2 separate regions of the Homo sapiens genome follow, and region 2 is linked to region 1. Evidence: chromatin loops called from intact Hi-C (ENCODE). Cell type or tissue: PC-9. All regions are shown on one strand. Links, peaks and the distances in the headings refer to the core of each region. The heading gives the core; the rest is flanking DNA. Region 1 has its middle 7.0 kb from the start of ANKRD62. Region 2 holds the start of CIDEA (cell death inducing DFFA like effector a).

Region 1 (8,328 bases), core at 70-8,069:
TGCCTCAGCCTCCTGAGTAGCTGGGATTACAGGCACGCACCACCACACCTGGCTAATTTTTGTATTTTTAGTAGAGATGGGGTTTCACCATGTTGGTCAGGCTGGTCTCAAACTCCTGACCTCATGATCTGCCTGCCTCGGCCTCCCAAAGTGCTGGGATTACAGGCATGAGCCACTGTGCCCGGCCTCCACAAAGAGATTTTCACAGCGGTATGAGGTCATGGAGACACTCAATAGCATGATGTCATCATTCCACAGTGTACGCGTGGACCAACATGTCCCAATCTATCCTCACAGTGTAATCATTTACTATTTGGCAAATGCGATTCAAGAAATATGAATAAGCAATGGTAAAACTCACGTGAGACCATGAAATTTCCTAAATTTCCAAAGCAATCCTAAGACGTCCAGACTCCATCGCATGCATCACACTCCCCGATTTCCAGTGTCAGGGAAAAGCTAGGGACCCGTTTCCACCACACAGACCAGTGGAACAGAAAGGAGGACTCACAAGTACACCCACACACCAAAAACCACCTGATCTTTGATAACATCCAGGAAGATAAGCCATGCAGAAAGGACTCTCTATCGAATCAATGGTGCTGGGAAAGTGCACAGCCACGTGCAAAGGAATATCCCTGGGCCCTTACCTTCACCCTATACAAAAATCAACTCAAGGCAAATGAAGGATGCCAATGGAAGGCCTTGAGCTATAAAAATCCTACAAGAAAACCTGAGAAATACCCTTCTTGACATGGGCTTGGGCAAAGAATTGATACGGCTGAGTTTCCCAACAGCAACGCCAAAACAACAGGGCTTAACAAGTGGAATCTAATAAACTTCTGGAAGAGCTGACTCAGAGCAAAAGCCATCACCAAACAACTGAACAGACAAGCTACAGAATGGAAGAAAGTGTGTGCAAACTGTGTATCTGACCAATGTTTTATAACCAGAATCCTATAAGGAACGTAAACAAATCAATCACCTATTTTTGTGCATTTTTAGTAGAGACAGGGTTTCACAATGTTGCCCAGGCTGGTCCCGAACTCCTGAGCTCAAGAGATGCGACAGCCTTGGCCTCCCAAAGTGCTGGGATTACAGGTGTGAGCCACTGCGCCAGGCCAAGTATTTAACCTCTTTATGACTGTTTCTTACATTTGGAAGTGGGGATGCTGTAAGTACCCAGCCTATAGAGTTATTGTGAGAATTAATGCCTCACATATATACAAATTTATACAGCTATACTCTTAGAACAGTACCAGGAGCAAAGAAAGTACTGGTTAAAATTTTAGCGATTATTAACTACTACAAATACTATTACTATTATAAATAGCATATGATGTATTATTACTACTATAGTTATCTTAAAAATCTAAAATAAAAATTTTAAATAATATTCTAATGTAATCTGTCAGGGTTAGGGTAGAACCAGTTCAGGGCCAGGGCCAGGGCCATGGCAGGACCAAGGTCAGGAACAGGGGTCAATGCCAGGCCAAGGCCAGGGCTAGGGCCAGGTCTGTGCTAGGGCCAGTGTGAGGGCCAAGGCAAGGTCAGGGCAGGGCCAAACTCAGGGCAGAGGAGGGTACAGCAGGCCTAGAGTAGCACAGGGCGAAGGCAGGGCAGGGCCAACCAGGGCAGGTCTATGGCTGGGGCAGGGCCAGGGCCAGAAGCAGGGTAGATGTAGGGCCAGGGCAGGGCCAAGACAGTGGCAGCTCCAGGGCAGGGCCAGGGTTAGGACCACGGTCATGTCCAAGGCCAGTGCCAGGAAAAGGGGAAGGGCAAGGGCGGGGCCAGGACAGGTACCTGGCAGGGCCAGGGTCTGGGACAGGGCCATGGTAGGGCCAGGGCCACAGCCAGGTCTGTGCTATGTCCAGGCCCAAGACAAGACTAGGGTGAGGGCTAAGGTAGGGCCAGGGCAGGGTCAAAGCCAGAGTAGGGCAAGGACAGGGCCAGGGCAGGGTGATGACACAGCCAGAGCACGGCAGGGCATGTGGTGCCAAAACCAGGGGCCGACCAGTGCCAGCTCAGGGCCAGGAAAAGGCCAGGGCCAGGACAGAGCCAAGAAAGGGTCTGGGTCAGGGCCAGAACCACAGCAGAGCAGGGCCAGGGCCAGGGCCATGGCAGAGTCAGGGCAGGTACTTGACAGGGCCAGAACCAGGCCATAGTGAGGGCAGGGCAAAAGCCAAGGCAGGGTCAGGGCAGGTCCAGGGAGGGGCCAGCGCCAGGCAGGGCCAGGGCACAACCAGGGCAGGGTAAGGCAGGGCAACAGTACCAATGGGCCATGGCAGGGTGAGGTCAGCGCCAGGAGAGGACAGAACAGGCAGGGCCATGGTGTGGCCAGGGCAGGAAAGAGCCAAAGCAGGGCCAGGACAAATCAGGGCGAGGACATGTCCAAGGCCAGCTCAGGGCCAGAACAGGACCAGGACCGTGACCATTGGCAGGACCAGGGTCACGACAAGAGACAGGGCCAGAGCCAAGGCAGGGCCAGTGCAGGTTCAGGGAAGGTCCTGGCCAGGGCAGGGCAGGACCGGGACAGGCCAGGTAATGGTAGGGCAGGTCCAGGGCAGGGCCAGGCTGAAGGCCAAGGCCTTGCCCAGAGCAGAGCCAAGGCAGAGGCAGGGCCACGGCATGGCAGAGCCAAGGTAGCACAGGGCCAAGAAAAAGCCAGGGCAGTTAGGAGCCAGGGCAGGGCCAGGACATTGCCAATACCAGGGCAGGGCCAGGGAATGGCCAGGGCAGAGCCAGGACCATCACCATGGCAGGGGCAGGACCAGGTTTGGGGCAGGAGCAAAACACGGGCAAGGACAGTGCAGGTTCATGGTACAACCAGGGTCCAGAACAGGGGCAGGGCAGGGCCAAGGAAGGGTCTGGGCCACGGCAAGACCAGTGACAGGGCTGGGGCTAGGACGGTGACAGGGCCAGAATCAGGGGAAGGGCCAAGCAGTGCAAGGCCAGGGTGGGGCCAGGCATTTCAGGGTCAGGGCCAGGGCAGAACCAGGGTAAGGTTTCAAGCAGGGAAGGGCCAGGGCCAGGACAGGAGCAGGGTCTGGGGTAGGGCAAGGGTAGGGCCAGAACAAGGGCAGGGCCAGAGCAGGGTAAGGGTCAGGGCCAAGGCCAGGGTAGGGACAGGATGAGAAATATGGCAGGACCAGGGGTAAGGCCAAGGCCAGGGCTGAGTCAGGGCAGGGAAGGGCGTGGTATGGCCAGTGCAGGACAGGACCAGAGCTGGTCCATAGACAGGGCAGGGCCCATGATGCCAAGGCAGGGCCAGGCTAGTGCCAGGGCTGAGGCAGTGTCCGAGGATGTCCAGGGCACAGCCAGGTCCAGAGCCAAGCCAGGGAACAGCCAAGTCAGGGTAGGGCAGGGCAATGGCAAGGCTGGGTCACTGCCGGGACAGGGCAGAACAGGGCAAGGTGATGGTAGGGGCAGGGCAGGGATAGGCCAAGGCAGGGCCAGGTCACTTCAGGGCCAGGACATCTCCAAGTCCAGTTCAGGGCCAGGGCCAGGGCTATGGCAGGACAAAGGCCAGGGCAAGGGCCAGGGCCAGAACCAGGTCTGGGCTACGGCCAGGTCCAGAGCACGGCCTAGCCAAGGCTAGCGTGAGGGCCAAGGTAGGTCCATGGCAGGGTCAAACCAGAGTAGGACAAGGGCAGGTCCAGGGCAGGGTGATGACACAGCCAGAGCACGGCAGAGCGTGTGGTGCCAAGACCAGGGACCGACCAGTGCCAGCTCAGGACCAGGACATTTCGACCATGGCCAGGGCAGAGCCAGGAAAGGGTCTAGGTCGGGACCAGGACTAAGGCGGAGTAGGGCCAGAGCCATGGCAGAGTCAGGGCACGTCCCTGGCAGGGCCAGGTCCCAGGCCAGGGATATGGCAGCAGCAGGGACAGGGCCTGGATAACGGTCAGGGCCAGGGATATGGAAGGACCAGGGTCAGGGCCAGGGCCTGGGCGGGGCCAGGACAGGGCCAGAACCAGGCCATAGTGAGGGCCGGGCAAAAGCCACGGCAGAGTCAGGGCAGGCCCATGGAGCGGCCAGTGCCAGGAGGGGCCAGGGGACAACCAGGGCAGGGTAAGGCAGGGCAATGGCACAACTGGGCCATGGCAGGGCGAGGTCATTGCCGGCAGAGGGCAGAACAGGCAGGGACATGGTGGGGCCAGGGCAGGGACGGGCCAAGGCAGGGCTGGGACAAATCAGGGCCAGGACATGTCCAAGTCCAGGTCAGGGCCAGAACAGGACCAGGACCATGACCTTTGGCAGGGCCAGGGCCATGGCAGGCCCAGGGTCAGCACAAGGAGCAGATCAGAGCCAAGGCCGGGCCAGCACAGATTCAGGGAAGGTCCAGGGCAGACGCAGGGCCACAGCCTGAGCCAGGGAAGGGCCAGTGCAAGGGCAGGGCCAGGGCAGGGACACAATAACACAGGGCTAAGACAGGGCCAGGGTGGGGCCAGGGCAGGGTAGGGCAGGGCCAAGACAGCCAGGTAACAGTAGGGCAGTCCAGGACAGGGCGGGGCCAGGCTGAATGCCAATGCACCGGCCCTCCCTACAAGGCTCCTGCCACCTGGCCACTGCCGCAGCTCCACCACTGCCATAGGCCTGCCCCCACCCTGGCTGCTGCCACCTGCCTTCCTAGTGTTGCCACCCTCCTACCTCTCTGGCATGCTTCAGTGAGGCGAGCTGCAGTGTTGCAACCTTCAGTGTATGGCAGGTGTCTCCTCCTCCTCCTGGCATGGAGCAGCTGGGCAGACAAAGCCAGAAGAGCCTAGAGGAAGATGCAAAGGGTGGTAGCGTCAGAGCCTCACCTTGTCATGTGAGCCACTGGGTGGCAGAGGCCAGTTTCAGCAAAGGCACTCACACCCAGCCTCCAAAGTCCAGCCTCTCCTTTTGGCCCAAGCTAGCCAGGAACTGGGGCCTAAGGTGGGTGCTGGAGACACCACAGATCCCAGCTCCCCACTCCACAGGAGCCGCTGGGCCCACCGGGGCTGCACTCCTTGTTGAGCAGGAGCAGCAGAAACTCAGAGATCAAGCCAACCCTCTGCATCCAGGTGCCAATTCCCATTCTGGACGCCTCCACGCACAGGGCCCTGTTCCCTGTGGTGTCCACTACTCCATACCCAGAGGTGCCAGGCAGGCTCTGTGGCACAGACCCAGAATGCACAGGCCCAGTAACCATGGCAGGTGTGGGCTCTGCCATGCTTAGGATTCCCACGGAAACACTGTGCACCTGCCACACTCCAGTATGAGCAACAGGAGGTCGCCCTCTGGAGTGTGGAGTCCAGGGAGAGGAGAATTGCTCCTTCCTTGGATGCCACCACTGTCGCTGCCACCTCTACCAACCACCGCCAGCAGTGCAGCCCCCAACAGCACCCAACTAGCCCCCCTCCATGGCTAGTCCTGCCTCAATAGCGCCCCCCACTTCCACCCCCAACAAAGCCGCCAGCAGCATAGTACCTGATTAGTGCCCCTAACCTGTCCTCCTCCACGGGCACTGCAGCCCCAGAGAGCACCCATAACCCACTCCCCGCCATGGGCAGCACAGCCCCATATAGTGCTACCAACAGGTACACCCAACGCAGGCAGTGACACCTCTGAGAGTACCCCCAACGCACCCCCCACTGTGAGAAGTCCAGCCCCAGATAGCCCCTGTCGTACCACTCTGGTAGTGCTGCAGTCTCTGTCGCCGCCACCACCAACCACAGTGAGGCGAGCCGCTGCGCCACAGGCTCTAGCCTCCAGCTGCCAGGCACAGAGCAGCTCTTGCTGACGGCCGCCTCCTACCACTTCAACCACGCTGCTGTCTCCATGGCCATCTTCTTTGACTACAAAGGAATAAAACTAGATATAAGTAAGAGAGTGATTTTGGAAACCATACAATCACATGGAAGTTAAACAATCCATTCGTGAATGAATGACTAGTGGGTCAATGAAGATACTAAGATGGCAATTGAAAAATTTCTTGAAACAAATGGTAATGAAAACACAATATACCAAAACTTATGACACACAAAAAGCAGTAGAAAGGCAGAAATGTATAGCTATAAGTGCCTACCATCCAAACAGAAGAAAAACTTCAAATAAACAATACACCTTAAACAACTAGTAAAGAACAAACTAAACCCAACATAAATAATAAAGATTGTAGCAAAAATAAAATTGAAATAAAAAAACACAAGACTAAACAAAAAGTTGGCTTTCTGGAAAGTTAAACAAAATTGACAAACTTTTAGTCAGGCTAACTAAGAAAAAGAGAAGATTCAAATAAATAAAATCAAGAGATAAAAAAAGGAGACATTACAACTGATGCTTCAGAAATGCAAAGGATCATAACTGCCTATTTAATAGGCCAATTAATTAAAAAGCCTAGTAGAAACTGACAAATTCCTAGACGCATACAATCTACCTAGGTTGAACCATGAAAACATCGAAGACCTGAACAGATCGGTAACAAATAATGAGATTGAAGCCATCAGAAAAAGTCTCCCAGTAAAGAAAAGCCCAGGAACCGATGGCTTCACTGCTGATGGCTTCACACCACACATTCACAGACCTAGTACCGATCCTACTCAAAGCTATTTTGAAAAACAGGAGGGCAGACCTAGTACCAATACTACTCAAAACTATTTTGAAAAACAGGAGGGAATACTTCCAAACTTATTCTATGAGGCCATTATTACCATAATACCAAAATCAGACAAAGACATCAAACAAGGAAACTACAGGCCAGTATCTCTAATATTGATACAAAAATCCTCAACAAAATGCCAGCAAATCAAATTCAACAATACATTAAAAAGATAATTCATCATGACCAAGTGGGATGTATCCCTGAGATGCAAGGGCCATTCAACACAAAATCAGAGGGATACACCATATCAACCGAATAAAGGACAAAAACGGTACAATCGTGTCAATTGAAACTGAAAAAGCATCTGATGAAATTCAGCATCCCTTCATGCTATAAATAAATCATCAAAAATCTGGATACAGAAGAAACATACCTCACCATAATAAAAACCACACGAGAGAGACCCACAGCTAGAATCACATGGGATGGGGATATATGGAAAGCTCTTCCTCTAAGATCTGGAACATGATAAGGATGCCCACTGTCACCACTGTTACTTAACATAGTACTGGAAATCCTAGCTGAAGCAAAATCCTAGCTAAAGCACACACCAAACCGTCCCCCTCCCCGCACCCCATAGCGCCCTCAACCCGAAACATCCCACCCGCCCCCGTGGGCAGTGCAGCCCTGGATAGTACCCTTAACCCTCCTCACTGCTGCCGGCAATACAGTCTGGGATAGTGCCCCCAACCCGCTCCCCGCCGAGGGAAGTGCAGCCCCAGATAGGGCCCCCAATTAACCAATAGTGACATTTTACTTTGCCAATATTAAGATGATCTTCTGTTGAAATTTAGCTGAAATCTGTTTAACCCCAGAAATGGCTGAACTAAAACTGTAGAATTGATTATGACATATGAGGTGATGAAGCTGACCTACGTAGGGATGAAATGACATAGTATCTGAGATCTTCTTTAAAATGTTTCAGCCAAAATAAATACATAAAGTAAGTGTGGCAAAGATTTATTGGAGCTGGGGAGTGGATGAGTGACCTTTTTCTGCTATTATCTCTATTTTTGTGTATGTTTGAGATGTTTGATAATATGAAAGAAGGATCAAGGGAAAGATGCTTTAGAAAAAGATTTCACACGGAACTGAAGCTGTGCATGACTTTCCATTCTTTAAGTTGGCCTGTGGGATTTGACCATCCCAAATCAACTTCCCGCAATACCTTAAGAATGATGAGCACTTACTGAGACAGCAAACAGCGATGGTGCTGATGTGACTGGAAGTGTAGGTAGAGGAATAAATCATCCTTGAATCATGTAACAAATGGCAAAGAAAGTGCTACCACAGTGGGTCTGGTGATGTGCTATTCTCTATTGCTACAATAGAAATAATGCATTTTCAAGTATTTTATTATTTCCTTTATATCCTTTAAGTGCTCTGTCAGCTTGATCAATACAGAGAAAAACACATTTTCACTATGATAAAAAGAACTAGTCAAAACCTACTGTGAGAGTAAAATAAAATTAAAATGACTTTTTTTCTTTCAATAGCCTTATTTCCATTGAAAGTTTGAGATAAGATGCTAAATGTCACAGGTAGAAAGCTGTGCAAAATTCTGCGCTTCAATTCCAAGGGTAGGTGGTTTAGAAACTGCATTGACCGGCCAGGTGCAGTGGCTCACGCCCGTAATCCCAACACTTTGTGAGGCCGAGGTGGGCAGATCATCTGAGGTCAGGAGTACAAGACCAGTCTGGCCA
Region 2 (8,328 bases), core at 307-8,306, 170 kb before region 1:
ACTTCCCTCACCCCGGAGAGCACCCACCTACCACAGGTGCTCAAATTAGTGGCTATTTGGACAAATGCTTGTACACGGACATTCAAGAGAATGAAACAAAGGGTGTAGTTTCAGGACAACCTTGAAAAAGACACAAAGTGAGCACATCACTGCTTTTTGACTCTTAGAGCAGTTTTTCTGGATTAACTCACTGAATGCTAAAATACTAGGGAACACCTGCACGGATTGCCAATGCCTGTCACCTGCGATTTGGCACTTTATGACACACAGCCATCTATCCATGCTTTATTTTCTGTATGGATAAAGACTTCGTTGTTATATTTCCTGTAATACCTAGCTTAGTTGTAGGCACATACATTTTAGATAGTATATTATCTAACTTAAAGCTCTGCAAATGGATCCAAGTGAAAATTCAATGACTTACCAAATTGTTTGTAATATAAAAAACCGATAGTTGGCTGGGTGCAATGGCTCATGCCTGTAATCCCAGCACTTTGGAAGGCTGAGGCAGGAGGGTCACTTGAGCCCAGGAGTTAGAGACCAATCTGGGCAACATAGTGAGACCCTCATCTTTACAAAAAATAAATTGAAAAAAAAAATTAGTCAGGCGTGGTGGTGCATGCCTGTAGTCCTAGCTACTTGGGAGGCTGAGGCAAGGGGATTGCTCGAGCCCTAGATTGGGGCCACAGTGCACTCCAGCCTGGGCAAAAGAGTGACACTGTCTCTAAAACAAACAAACAAACAAACAAACAAACAAACAAACAAAAAACAGACCAAAAACCTGAGAGTAGAGTAACAAGCTGGCTCTCAAAAATCGCCTTGTTGAGTTCACGCTACCAGCTTGATCCCAGTTTCAGGCTTTCCATAATCGTGAGTGTTTGTGCCTTCTCCAGGTGCCTCACCAACAAAGTGTCGTTCTAGAACCAGACCAAGGTCATTGGCAAGAATTTGGTCTGGAGTATCCTTGGCCAGGATGACATCAGGGCCTCATAACTGCTGGCATCTAAGCACCATGGCCAGCAGTGTATTAGCAATTTCAGCTCTTGTTAATGTTAGTTCAATTTTTGTTTGTTTGTTTTTGGAGACAGAGTCTCGCTCTGTTGCCCAGGCTGGAGTGCAGTGATGCCATCTGGGCTCACTACAGCCTCTGCTTCTCGGGTTCAAGCAATTCTCCTGCCTCAGCCTCCTGAGTAGCTGGGGTTACAGGCGCCCGCTACCATGCCTGGCTAATTTTTGTATTTTTAGTAAAGAAAAGGTTTTCACCATGTTGTTCAGGCTTGTCTCCAACTCCTGACCTCGTGATCTGCCCACCTTGGCCTCCCTAAGTGCTGGGATTACAGGTGTGCACCACCATGCCCATTAATTCAATATTAATTAATATTAGCAAATTATCCTCACAACCTTGCAAGGAAACTATTGCCCCACTTCACGGATGAGAAAACTGAGGCTCAGAGTGGCTTCTCCAAGTGGGCCAGTCAATAAGGGAAAAAGATAAAACCTGATCCCAGGTCTGTCCAAAGCCAAGACTTTTTTTGGTTGTGGGAGCAGGTTGTTTTGTTATCCATCCTCTGAACTTCAAATCTCAAGCAATAAACATCTATCTAGAGGGCTGTGCGGAAAAGCTGCTCTATGGCTGAAAGCACAGCAGCGCTTCGAGTTCATGCCCTCAACGCCTTTCCCTTCTGGGTAGACAAAGTTGCTACACAGTTTGTTTTCAATGAGGCAAGCCCGAGGGAAATGTGCTGGGTTGGGGCTCCGGACCTGTCAGAATGACCCGCACACGTTTGCCAGGGACCCACCTAGCCAATCAGAGCCTCGCCCGGCCGGGCTGTGCACCAACGCGGCCCCAGGACTGGCACACAGCTTCTGAACTGTCACCTCGATTAAGAGAGTGACGCAGGGTTCTCAGTTACACAATGCCATAAACAACACTGCTGTGCTGACACCACGGGGAATTCGGGCACACTCTCACTCCTGGTGACCCGGGGGGAGAGGGCGGTGAGGACGGGCTGTGTTACATTTCACGTTCAGAACCCTGGCGTCGCCTCCACCTCATCATGGCAGCTGAAATTTAAACTAGCTGAAGTCCCCTCAAGGAGGGTGACAGAAAGGCCCAAGTGCCGCTGGATGCCAAACCCTCGTGTGTGAGAGCTAGCGCCTTGCCTTACCACTCCTTGGGATCCACCTTACAGTGAAACCTAGGCCTGGGGAAAGCAGGAGGCGAATCGTCAGGGCAGCAAAGGCTAGACCAGGGTCTGAATCCAGCTCCGGCTTCCACCCAGCGGTGCGGCACCTGGCCAGAAGACGCGGCTCCCACAAGAGAGAAGGGCCCGGCCTCAGCAGCGAGAAAGAGCCCCTCTTCGCCCCCAAGGCAGGAAGTCACCACAGTCTTGCACAAGGCCTCTAGCATCTGTCTCACGGAGTCTGGCGGTGCATCTCCTACTTTCCCACAGCGCCTGTCAGCACGCCATCTATTTACTGAGTGAAAGATGCTAGGCCAAAATCAGAGAAATGAGAGAACATGGTCCATGTCTTCCAATGCTAGGTCCAGCCCCAGTGGTCAAAGGCGCAGCCCTGGCCCTGCATCTCCTCATTGGACGAACATGCTCACGCCTTCGTAAGCACCTGTGCTCCGGTGACCTGGCCCAGATGATTAATTCCAGGTTCCTGCGGTCTTTACCTGTCTGACAAGATAAGAGCTGGCAACCATTTCTGGTTCTCCCTGCCTTCACCTGCCCTCAAGATTGCCATCGTCAGTGAAAAAACACCTATTGTTCTCACCTGTAGCATTTCCAAACCAAGAGCTGCGTCACTGCTGGAGGAAAGGCTGGTGGGGGCACAGAGGAAAGGAAATTTACACCCCACCTTCTTGTCAAGGAGGAGGTGAGTGATTTCTGGGTCAAATTATGTAAAATCAAGGCTGTCTCATATGTAACACAGAAAGGGGTTGAATGAGATGTTCTGCACGCCAGGCCTATGTACTCCAGGACCCTACAGGTACCGAATCTGCTGCTACATGAACAAGCCACCGTCTCCACCCAAGTCACCTCCAGCCCGCTGAGTAGAGTCATCTCTATCACTGGCCATCAGCACCGTGCCTAAAAGCAGGGCCACTGAGCGGCCCTAGGATCCTGCGTTTAGACACACCACACATGAGAACTGCCGCTCCTAATTCCTGTGAAAGTGGGGGCACACAACCACAGGAAACAGAAAGGGAAATAACCCTCTAACAGGGAAGATATAAGGAAACAGTTTGTTTAAGGAAGTAGGCTGTTTCACAGAAATCCAGAGAGGAAAAGTCAGACTTCATAGAACGCTGTGAAACGGCATGTCTCTCAGGAACAGGTGGGAAGGGAAGGTTTTGTATTCTGCCCCGAGGGAGGCAGGGCGCCGCCAACTTCCAAAAGTGTGTGAAATACACCAACAAGCCACAGACTGACAGTAGACCTGAACTCTTCTCCAGTAAAACAAACCTGAGCCGTACAGAGAATTAAAAAGCTTTCTTTACATGCCACCTATGGAGGAAAAGGGCCCAGTATTAAGGTCTTCCTCAAAGTGAAATATTTTGGTGTCATGGGTGAGGGGGCAGCAGTACAGGCTGTGTAAAATAGTGCCTGGGAATATTCAGGGGGCAGTGATGGCTGAGGGAACTCTGCATCTCATCATTAGGAAGAAAAAGAGGCAGCCACCGTGGGAGGAAGAAGCAGTACACAGGAATTGGACAGAAGCCAACCGAGCACTGTCACCAAGAGCAGCAGGGAATGCCAAGGAGGGAAGTGTGAGGTCAAGCACAGCCACGCAGAGAAGGAAGGGAGGGCTGGGAAAGTGCTCCACAGGCCTGGAGAAGAGTCCCTGAGCTGTAGAGACAGTGTCAGAGGATGGTGGGGTCAGTGGCAGGAAGCAGGGAAGCAAGTGCTGCCTTGACGAGACTTCCTGCTGCCCGGCTCCCCTAGGGCTCTTGGACGTGACATATGCAGGTGGGAGCACACCTACCCCCCAGATAAACTCGCCCCGACAAGGACTGCCTGGTTCATGGCTCAGTTCTTCGCAAGCTACCTAAAGGCTTGACATTATCAAGTGTTCAATACATGACCATGAAGTCTTTGAACACTTTGCAGTTTCGTTAAAATAAGAATTTAAATTCAAGAAGCAGAAAGCTGAGAGATTGACTTGTAGCATACTTAATTCCTTACTAATGTCACTAAGAAGACTGGTGAAATTTGTACTGAAATAGCAGCACAAAACCTAGAGTTCCTTGTTCAAGGAAAGGAAAAATGTGCTAGATAGCTATGAAAGCAGCCATTTCACACGAAGCTTATAACATGTACCAGCTTCATAACAACTTCAGCGTTTGGCAGGAATGTTATCACTGGCAGAACACAGGAACAGAGCAGACTTTGTCTGTGATAGTCAACCTGCATGTGGACCTCCTTGATGTCTGGAGCTTTGTTGTGAGACCTCAGGCTGCTTTCCTCAGGACCAAGGCCCCTAACGATTCTAGCTGACTAACAAATGCCTGGGTTAAGGTTTCACCACTGACTACAAGTACCTGATTTTTAAAAATTTTTGTGCACATTGATTCGGTTCTTTCCTTGGTAAAATGTAGTTACTAATAAAGACAGAATTATGACATCCTGGACCTGGTTTAAATTAAGGAACCCTGAGAGGAAGCCGAAGTCCAGCAAGAGCACAATTAGCAAATATGTTAGGACCTGGCCTCTGGCTCTTTTGCCCGGACAGGGTTTTAGAGAGGGGCAGGGAAGAAAAGGTGTTTTCCCTTCAACAAGAATTACAGATTGTTTTCTTCCAGTTTAGTTTGGTAACAGGTAGATTTCACAGAATGACAGTAGTCCAGCCTGGGAGCAGGTAGATTTCACAGAATGACAGTAGTTCAGCCTGGGAGCAGGTAGATTTCACAGAATGACAGTAGTTCAGCCTGGAAGCAGGTAGATTTCAAAGAACTGCAGCAACAGCTTGTCCATAACAGGTAGAGTCATTCACTCCTGGGATGAGCCAAGCTGGAAGGAATGTGTCCTAGGAGACTCAAGGTTTCCCAATGTTTCATTTGTCAACAGCTCATAAGCAAGTCACTTCCACTTCACACGACCTCACAGAGACCCCACACAGATGCATTTTGGATTTTGGTGAGCTGTTATAATAGTCAGAGGCAGGGACAGGCTCAGCCTGAATCCTGCTCAGAGGCCAACCAGGATTGGTTAGTGCGAGTCAGCCCACACCTCCTTCCCCCATGCTCCGGAGGAACAGTGGGTGTGTTGTGAATTCACTGGAAAAGTGGTTGGAAGGACGCATTCCAAACTGCTAAGACCTCCCCTCCTGGAAGTGGGACTGTGGTGTGGATGGTTCTGGAAGAACGCAAAAGATACAGGGCCCTGACCTTTAGGCCTAAGCGTGTTAATGACCATACACGAAGCAGGTGTTTCTCAGCGTCCCCCTGCCACCGCCCCGACTTGTACTGTGGGCTTATTTTTAAAGAGAAAGATGCTTCTAACCTGCAGTGTCTACAACAGCTCCCATTTAAGAACCCGGGATTGGAAGCTCATAGATTGCGTTTCGTAGCCGGACCGCTCCCTTTCACACATGTAGTCTCTCTGCCCGCCACACGTAGCACACACAGTGGGACCCGGCGCCGCTGAACGCCTGCACCTTCAAGCCCGCAAATGGTTCTCTATCCTTTTCCAGGTACTTGATCTTCAGAGAAACACGATCTCCCTCTTAGACCTTACTTTACAGTTGCTGCCACGCAATGACTTAGGATTTTACCAAGAATTGGCTTGGGTCTGTTGGGATATGAATATTAACCCAAGCAGGAAAATAGCCAATGCTGCCTGTTCGACCACGAGCGGGTGCGAAGCGCAGGGAAGACTCCTCAGGGTCCACCCGCCCCTTGTCCCCCCTGCTCCCCAGGCAGCGTCTCCGCCCTTGGACCCGGAGGCAAGGAGGAGCGCTTCTCCCAGCACCACCAACCTGGAGGGCTCCGCCGGACGGTTGGGGCCTCCCCTCGGAGACCAGAGCCCGCGCTTCCAGGAGGGGCCAAGCCTGGGCCCCTCCCGCGCCCAGCTCCCGTTGTGATTTCCAGGACCCCCAGAAGCCCGGTCCCCTCGCATCGCGGAAGCTTTGCTCGGGGTTCCTGGGACCGGACCCTCTTCTGCGCCCGCGACTGCAGCAGCGGCCAGAGATGCATGCAGCCACTCGCCAGCTGTCACCTGGTTTGCAGACGCCCGCGCACCTCGCAAGAGCCACACCTGGTACCTGTGCCCAGCTGCAAGAGGGTGAGGAGGCGCGGGACGGGATTGGGCTCTGCCCGCGGGCGCGGCTGGACGGCTTGGGCACCAGTGGGGCGGATGGGTGTGTGCGCGGGGTCGCGGAGCGCAAGAGAATGCGGGGAGCAGGGGGCTGAAGGGAGCGGGGTACGGTACTAGAGGCGCACAGGGGAATATGAGGCCACCGAACGCAAGGCGATTGGAAGCGCACGGCAATCAGGGGGACGCGGGGCACTCGCCTGATGAGGGCTCCTGCATAGTCCCGGGCGGCCTCCATGGCGCGGATCCCCTAGCGGGCCTGGAGGTCTGTCTGCCTGCACAGCCTCTTAAAGTGCGGCGGCCCCGCCCCCGCCCGCCTGCCAGCCCCGCGAAGGCCTGACTGGCGCAGGGGAGGACGTTTTGGCACGAGCTCTCCACCGCCGAGGATCGCGACTTCGCGCTCTGGGAGCCCCCGGTCGTCCTGGCTCCCGCAGCCTGGAGCCGCGCGTCCTTCGCTGCCTTGGGCCGTACCGAGGACCTTGGAAGCCCAGATGCTCCCCGGGTCTCTTTTGGTCACTTGCCAGCCTGTTCGTTTTGCACTTCTGGGGGTCGGGGCAGTTGGGGTCATAACCAATCCTGGCAGCATCACTTTGGCCGCGGAAAGACGGGTATGTGGATTTTAAACCCAGGCCACGGGTGGGGCAGGTGAGGAGACGGATGTGAGCGCCACTTGCCTCCAGCTCTGGAGTCCCCCAGAGCCCAGCCCCAGGCTCAGCGAGCCGCTGGTTCCCTGCAGGGATGCGGAAGCTGCCGCAGACACCGGGACCTGCAGCCCTTCAGGTTCTCCGAGGCGCCTGGGCTTCCTGCCCGCTGCGCTGCTCTCAAGGCCATGTCATGAGCATTTGGGGACAGTGAGAAGGGCATGCAGAACGGGAGGGGAAAGGAGCCTTTGGACTGCATGAATTGCCTTTTAGCTGTAGTAAGGGACCCTCGCAGAGTGAGGAGGCAAAGAGTGAACCCCGCTGGGGCTGGGGGACTTCCGTCCACACCCTGCTCTCATGGTTGTTCCCATCGGAAGACGCAATTAGGGCCTCTGAGACCTCCGAGGAAGGCGGGCAGTTACAAGGGGTTCCCAGAACCCCTCACTACAGGACTGAAGAGGTGGGCTCAGTGTTGAGGGGTGGGACTCGGGCAGTAAGAGGTGTAACTTTCTGGGATGGAGGCTTGCTAGGATATCCTCTCGTGCCCAACTGCTGACTGCCGCCTGGAAACAGCGTTTCGGGAGCTGCAGCGGGACCCTCGCCGGCTCCTCCTGAGCCCACCTGGTTTGAGCAGACTGACCTGATCTCTTAAGACCTGACCCTATGCCCGCCCTCTTCCTCCGCTGGCTCTCAGAAAGGGTCACCGTGGTCAACAAGCCTTGTGACTTGCAGGACTGTTGAAGCCAAAGGCAATTGCCTTCCAGAGTCAAGGACTCCGCCTGCTGGGAACACCCAGCTCCAGGCTCACAGGGGGCAGCTTCCCCCAGAGGCACTGAGCGGACACAGCTTTAGGAGGTCATTCACTGCCCCTCCCACTCACAGCCCCAATGTGATGGATGAGAAAATGGGTCCAATCAATTCAGGTCAACTTACCTCTAACCTTTTTATTGTGAAAAAGTTCAAATATAGAGATACATAGAAAGAACAGGGCTGAGGGTACTGGCTTACATCTGTAATCCCAGTACTTTGGGAGGCCAAAACAGGAGGATGGCTTGAAGCCAGGAATTTGAGACCAGCCTGGGTAACACTGTGAGACTACTATCTCTACACAAAAATAACGATAATTAGCCAAGCATGACGGCGAGCACCTGTAGTGCTAGCTACTCAGGAGGCTGAGGAGGGAGGATCACCTGAGCCCAGGAGTTTGAGGTTGCAGTGAGCTGTGATCATGTCACTGCACTCCAATATGGGCAACAGAGTGAGACTTTCTCTCTAAAGAAAGAAAAAAATCTGTTTGTGTGTATATATCTATCTATCTATATATAAGATAGATAGATAGATAGATAGATAGATAGATAGATAGATAG

Evidence for each region. A loop is a pair of places that touch in the nucleus more often than their neighbours do. Peaks named below come from ENCODE experiments on the same cell type or tissue, not always from the same donor. Only the 100,000 strongest peaks of a DNase experiment are listed, where the experiment ranks them.
Region 2: it touches region 1 in a loop (4-fold over the local background); 4 of 110 quality-filtered maps call a loop at or near these places.

The regions. Positions count from the first base shown.
Region 1 is chr18:12,082,663-12,090,990 of GRCh38, reverse strand. No RefSeq gene overlaps it. Among named protein-coding and RNA genes, the nearest start is that of ANKRD62, 7.0 kb to the left of the region's middle. RefSeq lists enhancers at 1,443-1,943, 4,091-4,823. In PC-9, for the core only: no CTCF peak of the experiment used is centred there; no DNase peak of the experiment used is centred there.
Region 2 is chr18:12,252,614-12,260,941 of GRCh38, reverse strand. It overlaps CIDEA (cell death inducing DFFA like effector a), which reads right to left and starts at 6,581. Exons shown (of 5, transcript NM_001279.4): 1 at 6,521-6,581. The coding sequence starts at 6,558. LOC105371996 (a long non-coding RNA gene) reads right to left here and starts at 5,929. Exons shown (of 2, transcript XR_935158.3): 1 at 5,511-5,929; 2 at 3,486-5,363. RefSeq lists enhancers at 2,183-2,683, 6,839-7,445. In PC-9, for the core only: no CTCF peak of the experiment used is centred there; DNase peaks (open chromatin) are centred at 2,691 and 5,141; H3K27ac peaks cover 5,155 bases.